2 separate regions of the Homo sapiens genome follow, and region 1 is linked to region 2. The links are chromatin contacts, found by Hi-C or POLR2A ChIA-PET in ENCODE. All regions are on one chromosome and are shown on one strand. The core of a region is the stretch at or near the end of the contact, and the rest is flanking DNA. Distances in the headings are between cores, read along the strand shown. Region 1 overlaps ADGRE5 (adhesion G protein-coupled receptor E5). Region 2 holds the start of IL27RA (interleukin 27 receptor subunit alpha).

Region 1 (3,235 bases), core at 676-3,175, 350 kb before region 2:
TGGCCTCCAAAAGTGCTGGGATTACAGGCGTGAGCCACCGTGCCCAGCCTGCCATCTTCATTTCTCTTTTTTTTTTTTTTTTTTTTTGAGACGGAGTCTTGCTCTGTCGCCCAGGCTGGAGTGCAGTGGTGCAAACTTGGCTCACTGCAAGCTCCGCCTCCCGGGTTCACACCATTCTCCTGTCTCAGCCTCTCGAGTAGCTGGGACCACAGGCTCCCGCCACCACGCCCAGCTTATTTTTTTGTATTTTTAGTAGAGACAAGGTTTCACCATGTTAGCCAGGATGGTAGTCTTGATCTCCTGACCTCATGATCCGCCCGCCTCAGCCTCCCAAAGTGCTGGAATTACAGGCGTGAGCCACCGCGCCCGGCCTCTCTTTTTTTTTTTTTTTTTTTTTTTTTTGAGATGGAGTCTTGCTCTGTTGCCCAGGATGAAGTGCAGTGGTGTGATCTCTGCTCACTGCAAGCTCCACCTCCCGGGTTCACGCCATTCTCCTGCCTCAGCCTCCAGAGTAGCTGGAACTACTGGCGCCCACCACCACGCCTGGCTAACTTTTTATATTTTTAGTAGAGAAGGGGTTTCACCATGTTAGCCAGGATGGTTTCGATCTCCTGACCTCGTGATCCACCTGCCTTGGCCTCCCAAAGTGCTGGCACAAGCCGCCAGGCCCTGCCTGCCATCTTCATTTCTTTAGGTAAAAATGAAGGCGTGGTCAGGCACAGTGGCTCATGCCTGTAATCCCAGCACTTTGGGAGGCCGAGGCGGGTGGATCACTTGAGATCGGGAGTTCGAGACCAGCCTGCCTAATATGGTGAAACCCCCTCTCTACTGAAAATACAAAAAATTAGCTGGGCGTGGTGGTGGGTGCCTGTTATCCCAGCTACTTGGGAGACTGAGGCTTGAGAATCGCTTGAACTAAGGAGGCAGAGTTGCAGCAAGCCAAGATCACGCCACTGCACTCCAGCCTGAGTGACAGAGCAAGACTCCGTCTCAGAAAAAAAAAAAAAAAAATGACGGTGTTGGATCACCCAGGCTCTGAGATGCCCTGGACCTCCACGCTTCCTCAGGGACACAGGTGCACACACACCACACCCACAACTGCCACTGGCCCTGGCGGTCTGTCCTGGAACCCAGTGGTGATATTTCACCCCCGGGCCCCCCTCCCACAGGAAGACGCTGTAGCCGCCTGTTGGGGTGCACGTGGAGTGGCGGTTCCCAGCACTCAGGGGGTTCCCCCTCCCAAGGCATGTTCTGGGGGACCCTCCTCAGGTCACCAGGGGATTCAGAGATGGGGACCTAGGGATCTCCTTGCTGTTCACCAGAGAGATAGAGACAAAGAAGCAGGGGTGGAGAGAAAATAGAGATTAGAGAGAGAGAGAGACAGACAGAGAGAGAGAAAGAGTCAGAAAGAAAGAGAGACACAGAAAGAGAGACAGAGACACAAAGAGACAGAGAGACAGAAGGTGGGGGGCTGTGCTTGGTGGTTCACGCCTGTAATCCCAGCACTTTGGGAGGCCGAGGCAGATGGATCACCTGAGGCCAGGAGTGTGAGACCAGCCTGGCCAACATAGTGAAACCCCATCTCTACTAAAAATACAAAAAATTAGCCGGGCATGGTGGCACACGCCTGTAATCCCAGCTATTTGGGAGGTGGAGGCAGGAGAATCGCTTGAACACAGAAGGCAGAGGTTGCAGTGAGCTGAGATCCCGCCACTGCACGCCAGCCTGGGCAACAGAGCAAGACTCTCAAAAAAAAAAAAAAAAAAAAAAGAGCAAGAGTCTCAAAAAAAAAAAAAAGAAAGAAAAGAAAAGAACAAAGAGAGAGAGAGACAGAGAGATAGAGGGACAGAGACGGAGACAGAGAGGAGAAAGGAGACAAGCTGGAGAGAGAGAGGGAGACAGAGAGGAGAAAGAAGACAGCTAGAGAAATATAAGACAGAGGAGACAGAGACACGGAGAGATAGAGACAGACAGAGAGACAGAAATTACATGGTGATAGAGAGAGGTGGAGAGAGAAACAAGGGGCCCATAAAGAGCAGAAGGGGAAACAGGAGGAGATGGGACAGAGAGAACAGAGAGACAGAGAGATAAACAGTGAGGAAGAAAGAAAACCATGAGAAAGGAGGGTGGATGGAAACAGAGGGGAAGGGCAGGGGAACGGAGGGCGTTGGGATATGAGCGGCAGGTGGGGCCTGGGGCGGGCTGGGAGGGGACGTCCAGTCCCTGCCGATCTGGGAATACTGGGGACCCCAATAATCCAGGGAGACCTGAAGGGGGGTGTCGGGCAGAGGGATGGGGACCAGGACAACGGCTGGGCATGAGTCACTTCCTGGGCCTAAGGGAAGGAATGACTCACCACTCATTTGCCCCAATTCAACCCTGGAGGGGCTTCCAGGGGAATTTTGGGGTCTGTTATGAGCACAGCTTCAGAGGGCGGGTGTTTGGGGTGCAGATTGGAGGTCCCCGGACCACTCAGCCACTGTGTTCAAATTTAGTACCCCTTAGGTGGGTGGAAGGCAGAGATCCCCACTCCCACCTCCACACTCCTTCCAGCTGGGTTAAACCAAGGCCGAAACCCCCCAGCCCAAGCCCGTACTCCCCACTTCTGTCAGGATTCCCCTCTTCCTCCTCTCTGGCCACAAGGCTTGGCTAGTTCCTCCCTCGGCCAGAACCCAGTTCCTCTTTGCAGAACAGACCACAAAATGACCTCCCCTGGCAGGACAGGATCTAGGCAGATTCATCTCTAACTCCCAAAGCCCCAGGTAACTCCTTTAAAGCTCAGAACCACTCTAGGAGGCAGGGGCTGTGTTGATGCCCATTCTACAGATAGAGAAACTGAGGCTTGGAGCCCAGAAAAGGATCAGGAGGAATCCAATAAACAGAAGAGGTTGGGGAAGGAGGAATTGAGGGATTGAGGTCCTCAGGGCCCTGGGCAGGGTTCCTTTGTGCCCCATCCCCTCTGCATGGGCTGAGCTGGGTTCTCTACTCCCACCGTGAGGCTACAGGGCCCAGCTGCCTCCATCTGGGGCCTTGGAAGTTGCCCAAACAGAAGCCGGGAGAGAAGCTGCTGTTCTGGTTTGAGTTCCTTCTGGTTTGCATTCTCTGGGCTGAGCCCTAAGTAGTCAGTTTCCTGCATTGAGATCCTGGGGTGGGGGGTGGTGGGGCAGTCACCCCTTCTTTAGGCTTCCTCCTAAGGACCCCGAGACAATTCCCCAGACCCACTAGTGTCTTACCA
Region 2 (3,153 bases), core at 421-2,920:
ATTATATTTTATATTTTTAAGAGACGGGCTCTCGGCCAGGCACGGTGGCTCACACCTGTAATCCCAGAACTTTGGGAGGCTGAGGCGGGTGGATCACCTGAGGTCAGGAGTTCAAGACCAGCCTGGCCAACATGGTGAAACCTCCCCCCTCTACTAAAAATACAAAAATTAGCCAGGCATGGTGGCACATGCCTGTAATCCCAGCTACTCTGGAGGCTGAGGCAGGAGAATCGCTTGAACCCAGGAGGTGGAGGTTGCAGTGAGCCGAGACCACACCATTGCATTCCAGCCTGGGCAACAAGAGTGAAACTCCGTTTCAAAAAAAAAAAAAAAAAAAAGTGACGGGCTCTCTAAAACTCTGAACTCCTCCTGGGCTCAAGCGATCCTCCCGCCTCGGCCTCCCAAAATGCTGGGATGACAGGTGCAAACCACCTCTCCTGGCCCTATGATTGCTATTTAATAGAGAAATGAAAAGGAGACTCAAAGAGGGAAAGTGACTTGCCCAGGGTGACACAGCAAAGAAACGAGGGAAGCTAGAATTGAAGGAGTGGAGGAGTATTGGGGGAGGGGGGCAGACTCCTGGGACTTTCTTTTCTTTTCTTTTCTTTTTTTTTTTTTTTTTTTTTGAGACAGAGTCTCCCTCTGTCCCCCAGGCTGGAGTGCAGTGGCGAGATCTGGGCTTACTGCAACCTCCGCCTCCCGGGTTCAAGCGATTCTCCTGTCTCAGCCTCCTGAGTATCAGGGACTACAGGCGCGCGCCACCACCCCTGGGTAATTTTTTTTTTTTTTTTTTTTTTGTATTTTTAGTATAGACAGGGTTTCACCATGTTGGCCAGGCTTGACTCCTGGAACCTTTCAACCAAAGCAGCCTGGGGCCTGAGCGGCCACCTCCAAAGCCTGTTTCCCCACGTCACCTCCCTGTACTCACTACTTTTGGCTCTGGAGGTGTAACTCGGAGGGGGCTCCCAGGTCCCCAAGAGGCTCCCACGAGCAGTTCAAGTCGCCCAAGGGTCCAACTCCGTAGCACTGCAGTGGCCCGGCGCTGCCTGGAGAGGGAGTCAGAGGGTCTCAGGAAAGGGGGTCGAATCCCCCCCTTCCGCCTGCACACCCCAGAACTTGGACTTCTGACAATTGCAAGGTGGGGGGGCTTAGGGAAATGAGCAGCAGGAAGGGAGGCGCTAGGCACCCCTGCCCGGGCTCCGTGCAAACCCCCCCTTTCCCTGTGCTCGCCACATCCTGTTAACCACCCAGAGAGCTCCCCCACCCCGCCCCGGGGCTCCGGTTCGACCTCGCTGCCGCCCATTCCCCAGTGTCGCCGGGTCCCTGCCCCGGGAGGAGCCGAGTGGCGCCTGCACCTCTACCGTTCGCTCTGCATACGCGTGGCTTATCCTGGAGCACTGGCGCCTTCGCGGGGAGCGCAGCGGCAGCGCCCGGGACACGAGCTCCCTCCAGCACTCACCCTGGGGACGCGTCCGCTGGAAAAGCACCCACAACAGAGGCAGCAGCGCCAGCTTGGGCAGCGGCCACAGCCAGAAAGGGGCGCCCCTGCCTCCCCGCATGGCGTCCCTCGGGAGCCCCGAGTCCGGCCCAGCCTTGCCGGGTCCGCGCGGCCGCGCTGCTCCTCTTCGAGCTCTGGGTACAGCGCCCGAGGCGGCAACGGGAAGCCGAACCACCCCGGCAGGCCGCCTCCGCACCTTTCGCTCAGGGTCCCCGCCCCTTCCCCGCGACGGAAAGTCCCCGGCTGGGGCTGCTTGAGGGGGAGTGGGGAGGCGGCCTGGGCGTCTGGGGGTGGGGGCCTCCGAGGGGTGGTACCGCGTACCGCGCATCCCCGAAACCTGTCCTACGCCCAACAACCATACACACACACACACACTCTCTGCCAAAGTCTTCGAATTTTTATTATTGGAGTTTGGGAAGATTCGAATGTGCCCAGAGCTCTCCTAGGGGGGCCACCTGCCACCTTCTCTGGGGTCCACAGCCTTGGAACTCTGGCAGGGGAGTTGGAGGGAGAGGGGATGGAAAGCAGGGCAAAGGAAGCGTGCGTGCAAAGGCTGGACTGAGACAGAGGCTTGATTTTAGCTGGTCAGGGGACAATGGCCACAGTTTGGACTGGGAAGGGGGCAGGGGTCTCTGTGTGGCCAGCCTAGGTAGAGTAGGGACCCAGTTGTGGCAGTGGAGTGTGTAGGCCAGGCAAACGCATGGTTAGGGCTGGGGAGAGGTCAGGGGTCAGGATGGGGGGGTCCCCACTTGACCAGGCAGGGGCACAGCTTCCTTAGGGGCCAGGGTCATGATAGGCTGGTCAAAGGGCAGGGTTGGATAGGTGGTGTCGGGAGACTGTGCCTGAGCCCACAGTGCCTCTGTGACTTGTAGATGAATGAATGAATGTGTGAGGCTCGAAAGACAGGTGCCCAGCCAGACACTAGTTGAGTGGATGGCAGGACTGGGGCATTGGTCCTGGTGCCCACGGCTGCCCAGCCCTCAAACTAGCAAAGGCTACTGATTTCACTTTTGCTACACCCCCACTTGCAGCAGCTGCTGGAAAGGCCAGCCAGGACATCTCGGCTGCCCCGAAGAACCCCAGGGGTTCCTTGCCAGCTGGGTCGCCCCCTGTAAAAGGCCTGGGGTGACTTGGTCAGGGCCAGCCACTCGCTGGACCCCATGGCCTCATCCAGCTCGCCTGCCAGACTGTCTTCATCAGCATCTGCATCCGGGAAGGTATCTCCTGCAAAAGATGAACAGAGTTAGTGATCAGGGCTCAGCTGCTGCTGCACCCACAGTCATGGCTCCTGGCCAGTCTAGCTCTGATCTTGTGACAACAGTCATAGACATAGTTCAGAGTTTTTATTCCACCCAGTCCTGGGTTCAAATTCTGGCTCTGCCAGAGTAGGTGGGATTACAGGTGTCTGCCAGCAGGCCTGGCTGATTTTTGTATTGTTATAGAGATGGGGTTCACCATGTTGTTCAGGCTGGTCGCAAACTCCTGACCTCAAGTGATGTGCCCACCTCAGCCACCCAAAGTGCTGGGATTACAGGCGTGAGCCACCGCACCCAGCCCTGTCATTTATTTCTCCTTACTCTTTATTAATTGAGGACCTGGTACATTTGGGAGCTGGGCTGACTGAGCATGAATCCAGCTTCTCTAATCGTGAGCAA

What was found. A loop is a pair of places that touch in the nucleus more often than their neighbours do. ChIA-PET counts read pairs that join two places held with the same protein, here RNA polymerase II (POLR2A). Pooled maps may share reads with other maps.
Region 1: a pooled map shows a loop between it and region 2 (2.7-fold over the local background). The contact joins the enhancer-like site here to the promoter of IL27RA in region 2. A Hi-C loop is called at or near these places in 1 of 50 pooled maps. POLR2A ChIA-PET finds 5 or more read pairs at or near these places in 6 of 52 experiments (AG04449, CD8-positive, alpha-beta memory T cell, T-cell and 3 more).

The regions. Positions count from the first base shown.
Region 1 is chr19:14,383,546-14,386,780 of GRCh38, reverse strand. The region is part of intron 1 of ADGRE5 (adhesion G protein-coupled receptor E5); the gene reads right to left. Among named protein-coding and RNA genes, the nearest start is that of ADGRE5, 3.7 kb to the right of the region's middle. Within about 2 kb of position 1,925, at least 23 of the 41 ENCODE cell types and tissues checked have a DNase peak (open chromatin) inside an H3K27ac peak, as active enhancers do.
Region 2 is chr19:14,030,279-14,033,431 of GRCh38, reverse strand. IL27RA (interleukin 27 receptor subunit alpha) reads right to left here and starts at 1,670. Exons shown (of 14, transcript NM_004843.4): 1 at 1,460-1,670; 2 at 929-1,046. The coding sequence starts at 1,559. RLN3 (relaxin 3) reads right to left here. Exons shown (of 2, transcript NM_080864.4): 2 at 1,881-2,722. The coding sequence ends at 2,484. RefSeq lists silencers at 1,452-1,501, 1,512-1,631, 1,642-1,691, 1,762-1,891.